3 separate regions of the Homo sapiens genome follow, and all the other regions are linked to region 3. A link is a contact called in ENCODE Hi-C or POLR2A ChIA-PET data. All regions are on one chromosome and are shown on one strand. Each heading gives the region's core, a stretch centred on a gene start or an enhancer-like site at or near the end of the contact. The rest is flanking DNA. Distances are from core to core; before and after follow the strand shown.

Region 1 (3,663 bases), core at 641-3,140, 91 kb after region 3:
CAAAGCTGCCAAGTCCATTTGTAAGACCAATACGGTTGTTTTTTTTTTTTTGAGATGAAGTCTCGCTCTGTCGCCCAGGCTGGAGCGCAGTGGCACGATCTTGGCTCACTGCAACCTCTGCCTCCTGGGTTCAAGTGATTCTCCTGCCTCAGCTTCCTGAGTAGCTGGGATTACAAGGCATGTGCCACCATGCCCAGCTAATTTTTGTATTTTTTGGTAGAGATGGGTTTTGCCATGTTAGCAAGGCTGGTCTTGAACTCCTAACCTCAGGTGATCTGCCTGCCCCAGCCTCCCAAAGTGCTGGGATTATAGGCGTGAGCCACCATGCCTGGCCCAATACTGTTTTTAAGAGACCAGCTGACTTTATTTGCTCATAGGTGTAAATTCATTATTAAAGAAATGAATTTTGGAAGTCAGGCACAGTGGCTCATGCCTGTAATCCCAGCACTCTGGGAGGTTGAGGTGGGCAGATTGCTTGAGGCCAGGAGTTCGGGACCAGCCTGGCCAACATGGCCAAAACCAGTCTCTATTAAAAATACAAAAATTAGGCTGGGCAAGGTGGCTCACACCTGTAATCCCAGCACTTTGGGAGGCCGAGGCAGGTGGATCACGAAGTCAGGAGTTCAAGATCAGCTTGGCCAATATGGTGAAACCCTGTCTCTACTAAAAATACAAAAATTAGCTGAGTGTGGTGGCACAAGCCTGTAGTCCCAGCTACTCAGGAGGCTGAGGCAGAAGAATCACTTGAACCCAGAAGGAGGAGGTTGCAGTGAGCTGAGATCATGCCATTGTACTCCAGAATGGGTGACAGAGTGAGACTCCGTCTCCAAAAAAAAAAAAAAAAAAAATTAGCTGGGCATGGTGGCATATGCCTGTAGTCTCAGCTACTTGGGAGGCTGAGGAATGAGAATCACTTGAACCTGGGAGGTGGAGGTTGCAGTGAGCTGAGATCACACCACTGCACTCTAGCCTGGGCAACAGAGTGAGATACTGTCCAAAAAAAAAATTACTTAATTAATTAATTAAAAAAAGGGATTTCAGGCTTTATTTTTAATTTTTTTTTTTTTTTTGAGACGGAGTTTCACTCTTGTTGCCCAGGCTGGAGTGCAATGGCACATCTTGGCTCACTGCAACCTCCGCCTCCCAGGTTCAAGCGATTCTCCTGCCTCAGCGTCTCGAGTAGCTGGGATTACAGGCATGCGCCACCACGCCGGGCTAATTTTGTTTTTTTAGTAGAGATGGGGTTTCTCCATGTTGGTCAGGCTGGTCTCAAACTCCCAACCTCAGGTGATCCACTCACCTTGGTCTCCCAAAGTGCGGGGATTACAGGCACCAGCCACCGTGCCCTGCCATGGATTTCGGGCTTTCTAATGGTAGAGTATGGCCTGATATATTGGCACCCACAAAGAAGCTGCCCTTTTTTTTTTTTTTTCTGAGACAGAGTCTCGCTCTGTTGCCCAGGCTGGAGTGCAGTGGCGCAATCTTGGCTCATGCAAGCTCCGCCTCCCAGGTTCACGCCATTCTCCTGCCTCAGCCTCCCATGTTGCTGGGACTACAGGCGCACGCCCGGCAATTTTTTTGTATTTTTAGTGGAGTCAGGGTTTCACCATGTTATCCAGGATGGTCTCGATCTCCTGACCTCGTGATCCGCCTGCCTCAGCCTCCCAAAGTGCTGGGATTACAGGCGTGAGCCACCGTGCCCGCCAGAAGCTGCCTATTCCTAAATATACCTTGTACTAAACAAAAATGGATAGAAAACAGGTATCATGCTCTGTCTTCTCCCTTCCCCAGTTGACCAACATGTGCAGTTGGTCTCACTGCTCTGAGTATCATGATTGTCAGAAGATAGGCAAAGAGCTGCTGGCAGAGACCCTGGCAGCAGTACGAATTAGGCTGGAATGTGATATGCGATTCTGCAATACTCAGTGAAGGGATGACTCATGCTTGACGGTTATAAACAAAAAAGGACGCCAACACTGTTTCCTGGAGACAGGGAGTGAAAAAATAAAAATTAATATAAAGAGGATGAGCCAGAGCTGTTATGGGCCTTAGTATGGCCACCTGAGAGGGAAGTCTGACCTCAGACTGTTTCATGGATGGCTATATACCTTCTTAGCACCTAGAACAGTGCCTGGCACTTAGTAAGCATCCAATAAATAAACATGGAATGAATTAATGAAGAAATGATGCTCAAAGCCACTTTCAATCGGCATATGTAAAATCTTCTATCTTTCAACTCCCATCCCACACATTTTATCCCACACATTTATCTGAAATTGCATTTGCCTCTACTCCAAGAATAAAGCAATGAGTAAGCATTTTGCTCCTAACTCAATCAAGTAAAAAGAATCTCAAGGAATCATGACAATAACCCATAATTCCTATATTGAGTCATAGTGAATTCCTAAAGAGATTTCTCTTGTAGAACGCATTCTGCATAAATCTGTGGAGTTTACAGAAGTTGATCTGTTACCACCCATTTTCTCGGCATGATTAAGAAATGCAATAGAGGCTGGGTGCAGTGATTCACGCCTGTAATCCCAGCATTTAGGGAGGCCGAGACAGGCAGATCACCTGAGGTTGGGAGTTCAAGACCAGCCTGATCAACATGGAGAAACCCCATCTCTGCTGAAAACACAAAATTAGCCGGGGTGGTGGCGTATGCCTGTAATTCCAGCTACTCGGGAGGCTGAGGCAGGAGAATTGCTTGAGCCCAGGAGGCGGAGGTTGCGGTGAGCCGAGATCATGCCATAGCACTCCAGCCTGGGCAACAAGAGTGAAACTCCCTCTTAAAAAAAAAAAAAAAAAAAAAAAAAAAAAAAAAGAAATGCAATAGAAAGGAGCTTGCTACTCTACAAACACCAGAATATACTTCTTTGGTTTTGTTTTGGGTATAAAGTGTAAAATGACACTATTTTATTTATTTTTAAATTTTTTGTAGAGACAAAATCTCACTAAGTTGCCCAGGCTGGTCTTAAAACTCCTGAGCTCAAGCGATCCTCCTGCCTCAGCCTCCCAAAGTGCTAGGATTATAGGCATGTGCCACTGTGCCCAGCCAGTGACGCTATTTTAAATGCCAAGAAGTAATCACTCAATCACTGACGAAGGCTGACCCCTTCCTAAGAATACTGACTCTTATAGGTGAAGAATCCTTACTCTGTAGCTCATGGCACATTACTAAAACTCTATTATAACAAAGGATGATTATACTAACTGATAATTCAAACAGAAAACAGTGGCCTGGCACAGTGTCTCACGCCTGTAATCCTGGCACTTTGGAAGGCTGAGGCTGGAAGATCCCCTTGAGCCCAGGAGTTCGAGACCAGCCTGGGCAATATGGCGAGACTCCATCTCTACAAAAAATAAAACAAATTAGCCGGGTATGGTGACACCCACCTATAGTCCCAGCTACTCAGGAGGCTGAGGCAGGAAGATCCCTTGAGCCTAGGAAGTTGAGGTTACAGTGAGCCGTGATCACGTCACTGCACTCTAGCCTGAACAACAGAGTGAGACCCTATTTCTAAAATATAAACAAACATACAAACAAAAAGCCAGAAAACAGTTATGTACGCAGGCTAAAGTTGGTAGGTAGCAGATGTCTTTGCTTTCTCTAGAGTTCTGAAGCCTCAGGTTCACACACAACTATATATTAGTAATTGTCCT
Region 2 (3,911 bases), core at 628-3,127, 92 kb before region 3:
TCCCACACCACCTACTCCTTATCCCCTCAATTCCTGGCATCATGGAGCGTCACCCAGCCTGCTCAAAGGTCATGCCAACCTAGCCAGAGCAGGACATGCTGTTGAGGACAGAGCTGGGAACATAATGCTCTGAGTGGACTGTCCCTGCAGCCACCTTTTAGATGTCCAGTCCTTGAATCGAGGTAGAAACAGTGTGTTAGAAAGGTCTCCAAGGCCCAGGTGGAAAGGTTTCTGTAGGAACATGCCTGACTCAGGTGGAGTTGACCGTGAACCCTGAATGCCAGTTGGCATCCTCAGGCCAGCAGCCAGCACCTGGCCACGCCGTCTGCATAAGGTTTGGGCTGGAACCTTCCCTGCTTTCCTTGTCCTGTGGTCTCACTTGTGCTCTGTTTTCTCTTCCCTTTTCCATCCTTTCTCCCTCTGTCTGGCCATCTTGGGCGCTGTGTTCTGAAGCTACTCCAACCGCAGGTACCGTACCAGCCGCGGAGGTAATGGGCATGGCATGGGGCAGCGCAGGCGGAGCCCAGCCCAGCCAGGGCGGACAAGGAGGGAGAGGCTCAGGCTGAAAGCATGCTCCAGACTCACCCTTTCAGTGGTTGGGAAGCCAGACTGTCAAGAGGGATGTGTGTGGAGGATGGGACCAGAGGAGAGCAAGCCCACTTTCCCCCCTTCCCAAACTATTTGCCCCCTGCTGAGTAGGAGAATGGCTCAGCAGGGGTCACACACACACCGGCCCTGACCTGCTCTCTGGAGCTGCAGTTTCATTCTGACACTGAGTAGATTACTTCCCGTTAACCACCTGAGTCCTTGCCTGGGCTTGACAGCTCAGAGCAGTGTCCCCAGCTGTGGCCCTAGAAGGCGCGCTGCAGCAGGAGCAGGGACAGCTGGCTCCTGGTGGGGCTGCCATCTCCTGAAAGGGTGAACATGCTGTGCATGCCAGCTTCGCATGCTGCATGGGGGCCCGGCACCGGCTCTGCCAGCCACCACGGGCTCTGCTCAGTGAGAACAAGCAAGCATGTCCATGGATAGGGCCAGGTGCTCCAGTTCCTGGAGTCTCAGCAGGCACCGTGGGCTGATTATCTCCTCACCCTTCAGAAACCCAGCTTTTCCAAGTCTTTATCGTTAAGAACAGTCTCCACTCTCGGGGTATGGGAGGTAGATCTACAGTGGACTAAGGTGCTGGGCAGCTCTGGGCTTAGGACCTGCTAATCAAGTTACTCCTCTCCAGTCCTCATGTCATGGGTTTGAGGGTCATCAAAGGGCTCTTCATCACAGTTGGCCTGTCCCCAGGCTGGAGAAACGAGGCAGGGGACCCCAGGGTTCCTTTCCAGGCCCTCCTCTGAGCCTGAATTACATCAGATGGGAAATGAGAACAGGATTCACCCTGGCAGAGCAAAGGCTACAAGCAAGTGCTCAGCAGAGCCTCCTTACATGCCAGGCAGTGGAGGGAGGGCTGAGGACCGGGCCAGGAATCTGAGGGTTGGCTTATGAAGGGGATGCCACCTTGCCCAATTCGATTTCCTCCTCGCCTTTGCTTATTCATCCCCACCCCCATCCTAGGTTGATTCTATTTCTGTTGCATACCCTGCTTCCTTCAGTTTGTGTATGTTTTGCGGCCAGATCTGTGGATGGTGAGCTGCCATCATCCTTCCCTCTCTCCCTCAGTCCTCAACATTCACCCACCACCCCAGTGCCTCCCCACAAGGTCTGAACACCCCTGTGAAGATGTGAGGCAGAGAGGTGATCCCAGGCCTGGGGAACAGGGTGAGAGCCATCCTTGCCACACTGGGGGCCTCCCTGACTTCCTGCTTGAAGTTTACGTAAGTCTCTCCCGTGACGAAGAGGAAACGCAGGGAGGGCACCAGGCGAATCAGCTGCAAGCTCAATGGGGAAGCAGCTCCCCGTCCACCTCCCCTGTTCTGGCACCCTGGGACCCAAGGCAGGTGGGCCTGGTGGCAGGCAGTCTGTCTTGTTCAGTGGGCATCTGTGCCGGCCTGTGCTGTCCCTCTACTGAGTGGGTGAGAGGTATCTTTGCAATCACCCCACTTCCTACTTCCCATTTAGAAAAGATCTACACTCATCCAGCATGAGCTCACGGTCTCAATCAAATGTTTCCTGGGCTCCAGCTTCCGTGTGACATGGCAGTGGAGGCAGATTGCACTTTTTTGGAAATGAGATGTGCTGATAACATCAGCTGTTCTCAGCTTTAAATGCGTAAGAACCTTCTGCACAATGAGCAGGTGCCAAGCAACGAAACTCGGGTTCCATGTTTCTGACGTGGGCCTGGCGTCCGGCCCACTGCTGTCTTCCCTCTCGTCCTCTCCAAACCTGGGCACTATTTCCCCAAACTGCCCTGTTCATCTCTCACCCAGTGAAGATAATCCCTCTCATCCACCTGTATCTGTAGTCTCTTAGGATTGCTGCCCGTCTGTCTGACAATCTGTGATTTGGCCGGGGTAGTCAACACGCCATGTGGACATTTTTGGACTAAACCTTCCACCTTGGAATGTAAGGAAGTGCTGTTCTCTTCTTTGACCCAGCTCAGGTCTGCAAATGTTTGGTGGGCTCTTGATAGGTGCCCTGTTCCGTGGCAGGTTCTGGGACAGAAAGATGAATGACACATGTCATCTCTCCTCAGTGTTCTCCATCTCATGCATGGTGCTCCCTGAAACCCACCTGGAAAACCCTTGGCCGCAGCCAGGGTGCCTTCCAGTGTGCATTAGGTCACAAACCTGTGAGGTTGACGCTGCCATCTAGGAAGGGCCTTGTGCTTCCAGCCGAAGCCCACTCAGGATCCCCCCTTAGCTAACAGAGAGTCTCTGCCCGCTGTCCTTGGTCGCCAGGCTGATGGTCTCCACTGAGCACTGGCCAGGATTGCTTCCAAACCTGTAGCTCCTATTGCGGCAGGAAATGACATCCTAGCCCAGTCATGTGTCTGCCCAGCCTGGTGCTGCTCTGTTGGTAAGCCCTACTTCTCAGCTTCGTTGCTCTTCTATCCTCTCCTCCACCTCAGCCCCAGGGGATGAAATAATCTGAATCTCCTTAGACCTGAGCAGTGGAAGGTTTTCCCCATGGAACACTTGTCCTCCTCTCGTTCCCACCTGTACTAGCCCCCTGACAGCTCACTGCCTGACTCTTCTGCACCTTCCCTCGGAGGCTTTTCTTCTTTCCTCCACCCTCCCTAGCTCTCTGGAGGCCCTGTCTTGCCTTGGGACAATAGACACAGCTAATGAGTGGGTCGGAGATGTGCCAGCAGTGACCTTAGCCAGCTGAGGTTGTATCCTCTATGGTAACTTCAATGGTGGGAGCCCCGGGGAGGCTGCCGGAAAGTGACCCCTTTCCTCTCTCTCATCTCTTGCTCCCTCTTACTAAGCCTGAGCCAGACAGGAAGCAGCTAGGTAGCCATCATCAGAGAAAAATGCTTCCTTTCTGCCACACTTGGCAGAAGTGGCCATCAGGGGAGGGGACAATGCAGTGTAGAAACATCTTCAGAGCCATCTCTCATCCTTACCTCTGCCCAGCAGGGCCGGTGAGGAAAATGCTGTCACCTGGGCTCTCTTGACACCTCTGTCCCCCAGCTACTCACTGGAACATCCTGGGAAGTGTGTGCCCCCAGCTATGGCCCTGTTGGGGTATGAGTGTGTGTGTGTCTCTGCGAGTCTGAGGGCCACATGAGAGAGTGTAAAGCTTTGGGGAAGACTGACTTGGATTCTGGGGCCTGGGAAATGTAGCACCACTGCACCTGTAGGAAGGGAGGCCCAGGCTCCTGCACTACGCGGTGTGATGATTCAGGTTAAAAGGGAGTGTTTGCTTTTTTGTTTTGTTTTGTTTACTTGAGGCAGAGTCTCGCTCTGTCGCCCAGGCTAGAGTGCAGTGGCTTGATCTCGGCTCACTGCAACCTCCTCCAAAGG
Region 3 (4,009 bases), core at 953-3,452:
AAGATAATTGTGACAAAATGTTAATTCCTGGTGAATTTTGGTAAAGGTTCTATGCATGGTCACCAAACATTTCTTTCAGCTTTTCTATGGGTTTGAAATTTTTACAAGTTAAAAGTAAAATAAATAATAGAGATCCTTTGACCATAATTTAAACTGAATTAGCATTGTCAGGATTAGAGCTCAAGAACCTTTATTTTTCACAAGGTCATCCAGATGATTCTAACACACATCTAGAGAATCGCTGGTCTTTGGTTTCTGCTACCTCCTGTAGTCAGAGAAAAGTGAGAGGAAGAAATGTTGTAATTCTCTCAGTAGAATTAGCTCAGCTGGTGGCCAAGAGTCTTTCCCTGATGGTTCCACAAGCCAATTATCTCAGACACGGTCCGAATGGCCTCGGAGTCTTAAGACTGGATTTCCTATGGAGGAATCAAAGTACTAATCCTCCTTTGGGGGCCTTGGCTGCTGTAAGAAACCAATACTTGACCCTCCCAGGAATAGAAGCTTCAGGGCACTGAAAGAGCTAAAAGGACTGGAGTGGAGGCAAGCCAAGGTGCTGTCTGAATGGTAAGAGGAAACCTACCAGGTGAAGGATCTAGTGTTTTGCCAAGAAATTCAATTTAATACCAAACAGGGGATTTACCTGGGCAGAACAGGCAATTTGTTAATATTTAGTGACTGTTACACACCTGAGTTGGATGTCATTACTAACAACCCCTGCCATAGGCTTATGCACTGCACCCCCTGCCCCCAAAAGCAGACAATTGGTTTAATGTCTATTCTAAGAAACCTGAGGAAAATGAAGCCAGACTGATTATGGGACAATTTAAATAAATACAAGAAACTGAAGAGCAGAAAAAGGTCTCCATACAGCTACTGTGAATTACTTTTATTGAAAAAAAATGTTCACTAAAAAGGCTGAATACATCCCTCTACATGAATACACAGCTCAGAAGAGGGGAAATGGAGGTGGGGAGGCATCCAAGTCATAAAGGGTAGAAAATGAATGCAAGCTTCTTAGAACTCTTCCCAGGAACACAGGCAATGCTTGCAGTTTCCTGGGTACCCAATGGGCAGGGAAGATCAGGAAGAGATCCATGGGACATAAGGAAGTTAGGTTACTGCGCATAGCTCCCAGGAGATTGTCCCCTCCATTTCTCCCACTCATTCTTTTGGCTGTGGGAGTGTTCCCTCTAAGCTGATCCACTACCAGCAGCTGGAACACTCCCCTAAAAAGCTAGCTTGGCTTCCTGGGCAGCCAGTTCTTCAGGAGCAAGGCTGTTAAGTTCTTGAAGCTGTCACTGCTGCAGGCCCCCCCTTAGCGCACAGAGGACAATCCTCACCAACACGCCACCAACCACTCCAATGGCAATTCCTATTCCCAAGGCTGACGCCACCTTCTTTTTCCACTTTGGGTGGTGAGGCTTGGAGTAGCTGTCCAGATTAACTTCCAATCCCTCATCTATTAACTTCTGATCCTCAGTAAGTGACTGATGGAAATTCAGATTCACCAAGTTAGGAGGAAGGACCCTCAACCCAAAATAGAGCCTCTTGACGAGTCTCAAGTTTTTTACCAGCTGCACATCACAGCGATATGTCCCAGAGTCATACTCCTGAGCATATTTAAACTTCACAAAGTGGGAGTTGGCTTGAAAGGGTTTGAAGACCTCATCGTCAGTGGAGATGACACCTCGAGCAAGTCTCCAGGTGAACCGGAAAGCTTCCTGTCCAAACTCCAAGATGTCTGAACTCAGACAGCTAAGCTCAAATTCCTTGCCAATGAGAATGGTGAAATGGAGCATCCCACAGATCCAGTTGGTCAGACATTCTAAGCGCCGAGTCTGACATTTCCTTCTCACTCCATCAGGGCCCACCTCACAGACGGTCTCCTCCTTATAGCCAAGGCCACAGGTGACAGTACAGGTTGTGGCATTGATGATAACTTTCCCCACAGCTTCTTGCAGCTTCTCAGGGATGGCCAGTGTTTTAGGTGTAGTCACCACCAAAGGCAGGTAGAAGGCCAACCCCAGGCTCCCAAGGACAAAACTAGTGGCTAAAACCTTCATGTCTCGGTAGGCGTTTTGCCACCCTCAGCCAGCACCCACAAGGTATTCCAGCTGAATCCTCTATAAATCATAACTTGATTCCTTTGACATGAGATATCCTTCAAAGTCAAAAGATATGATGCATGTATTGTCAATAAAACAACACAACTTAATAAATAAAAGTCCAGTCCTTATAAACAGGTGAGGCCACAAGGCAGGAAAAAAATCACAATGGTGTTGCTTTACTAACTATCGTTGTTAATAAAATAACCACCTTACCTACTAGTCTTCACGCTTTTTTTTTTTTTTTTTTTTTTTGAGGCAGGGCCTCACTGTCAACCCAGGCTGGAGTGCAGTAACATGATCACAGCTCACTGCAGCCTCAACCTCCTAGGCTCAAGTGATCCTGCCACCTCAGCCTCCTAGGTAGCTGGGACTACAGGTGCAGGCTATCACACCTGGCTAATTTTTCTATTTTTTGTAGATACGGGGTTTCACCATGTTGTCGAGGCTTGTCTCCAACTCCTGGGTTCAAGCAATTCACCCACCTCAGCCCCCCAAAGTGCTGGGATTACAGGCATGAGCCACCGCGCTGGCCGTTTTCGTGTTCTCTTAATGACTTTAAATCCACCTCTTGGGAAGACAAAGAAGAAAAGACTTCAGAAACTGAAGTAAATTTCCAGATTACCTCAAATGCATAGTGAAGTTACACTCTTCCTCACCCTTCCCCTTCCCCTCTATAAACTAGGATCTAAATTAAGGGTTTCAAAAGCCCCAGTTAAATGTCACCAAATAAAACAAATACTAAAGTCTAAAAAAAGGAAGATTAACTTGAATTATTTTAATGTTCCTAAACTTCCTATAAAAAGGATTAAGAACTCTGGACTAGGAGGCAAGTAACTTACCCTTCCTGAATTTCTGTTTCCTCCTTTGTAACTTAAGACCTCCTTGCCTATCTGAGGAAGGTCACTTAGAGCACTGAATGATATACTGTATGTGAGAACACTTTGTAAAGTGTGAAACACTGTTCAATGTGTAAGGAATTTTAAATAGAAATGGAAATTCATAAAGACAAGGGCCAAGATGACCTTTTCAAATCAGAATGTTTAAGGTTGTGTTAAAGGCAGCTCCTCTCCCCCTTTTAGGCACTCTTCCTTCCCAAGGATACTGAAGATATATTTTGAGTGAGAGGATGCATGATGCTCCCTGACTCTTGGCCTACTCCCTTTATCCTACAGAATAGAGCTCATTATTCACGTAGGTCAAGGTTGCTATGAAACAGCTATGATGTCAAAGATGGAGTTCTCAATCACATAAGATTAATAAGTAGACCCTCAAATTTGACATTAAAATCAAAGACTTACATAGACTTTGTGAAACATCTTATCTTTAGGAGACAACGAGCATTTAATAAATTTTAAAGCTGCTTCATTCAAAAAAAAAAAAAGGCTAATAAGAATTCAACCGTACTTACTTAGACTTGAAGAAAGGTCCTTGGAAGACAGGAACTTCCTAGCATGCATTTTTGTAACCTCCAGAATGCCTAGCCCTACGGCCTCTTCAGAGTAATTGCAAAACTATATTGAGTTAAATAATTGGAAGACAGATCATTCCTAGATGATCTTTTTGATCAACAACTTTTCCACTTGCATCATTTATTTACAATCTCATCTAGAGGCAGAAATCTAGACTACCTGTCCACTCCCTACCCCTTCCAGATCTATCTTTCCACACTGAAAGATCTAGTATCAACACAGGAAATCACACTTTCCTTTGTACTAAAGCAAAGTGGCCAGAGAGTTCCAGAAGTGAGCAGTGTTTACAAATAAACATCTACACCTGTTCTTTAATAAACATCCGATTTTATTTACAAAGCATTAAAGCTTCAGCAAGAAGTACCCAAGGCTAAGTCTCATCTTGTACAAAACTACAGATTTTTTTTTTTTTTTTTTTTTGAGATGGAGTCT

The links. A loop is a pair of places that touch in the nucleus more often than their neighbours do. ChIA-PET counts read pairs that join two places held with the same protein, here RNA polymerase II (POLR2A). Pooled maps may share reads with other maps.
Region 1: POLR2A ChIA-PET joins it to region 3 with 10 read pairs in activated CD8-positive, alpha-beta memory T cell. The contact joins the enhancer-like site here to the promoter of TMEM81 in region 3. A Hi-C loop is called at or near these places in 1 of 168 maps with a recorded cell type or tissue (endothelial cell of hepatic sinusoid) and 1 of 50 pooled maps. POLR2A ChIA-PET finds 5 or more read pairs at or near these places in 4 of 52 experiments (H1, OCI-LY7, activated CD8-positive, alpha-beta memory T cell and 1 more).
Region 2: POLR2A ChIA-PET joins it to region 3 with 10 read pairs in B cell. The contact joins the enhancer-like site here to the promoter of TMEM81 in region 3. A Hi-C loop is called at or near these places in 2 of 168 maps with a recorded cell type or tissue (left colon and posterior vena cava). POLR2A ChIA-PET finds 5 or more read pairs at or near these places in 2 of 52 experiments (B cell and H1).

The regions. Positions count from the first base shown.
Region 1 is chr1:205,173,686-205,177,348 of GRCh38, forward strand. The region is part of intron 2 of DSTYK (dual serine/threonine and tyrosine protein kinase); the gene reads right to left. Among named protein-coding and RNA genes, the nearest start is that of DSTYK, 36 kb to the right of the region's middle. RefSeq lists an enhancer at 1,014-1,515. Within about 2 kb of position 1,891, at least 22 of the 41 ENCODE cell types and tissues checked have a DNase peak (open chromatin) inside an H3K27ac peak, as active enhancers do.
Region 2 is chr1:204,990,839-204,994,749 of GRCh38, forward strand. NFASC (neurofascin) reads left to right here. Exons shown (of 30, transcript NM_001005388.3): 24 at 454-468. Among named protein-coding and RNA genes, the nearest start is that of CNTN2, 50 kb to the right of the region's middle. Within about 2 kb of position 1,878, at least 6 of the 41 ENCODE cell types and tissues checked have a DNase peak (open chromatin) inside an H3K27ac peak, as active enhancers do.
Region 3 is chr1:205,082,258-205,086,266 of GRCh38, forward strand. TMEM81 (transmembrane protein 81) reads right to left here and starts at 2,203. Exons shown (of 1, transcript NM_203376.2): 1 at 872-2,203. The coding sequence starts at 2,063. The coding sequence ends at 1,296. It overlaps RBBP5 (RB binding protein 5, histone lysine methyltransferase complex subunit), which reads right to left. Exons shown (of 14, transcript NM_005057.4): 14 at 3,885-4,009.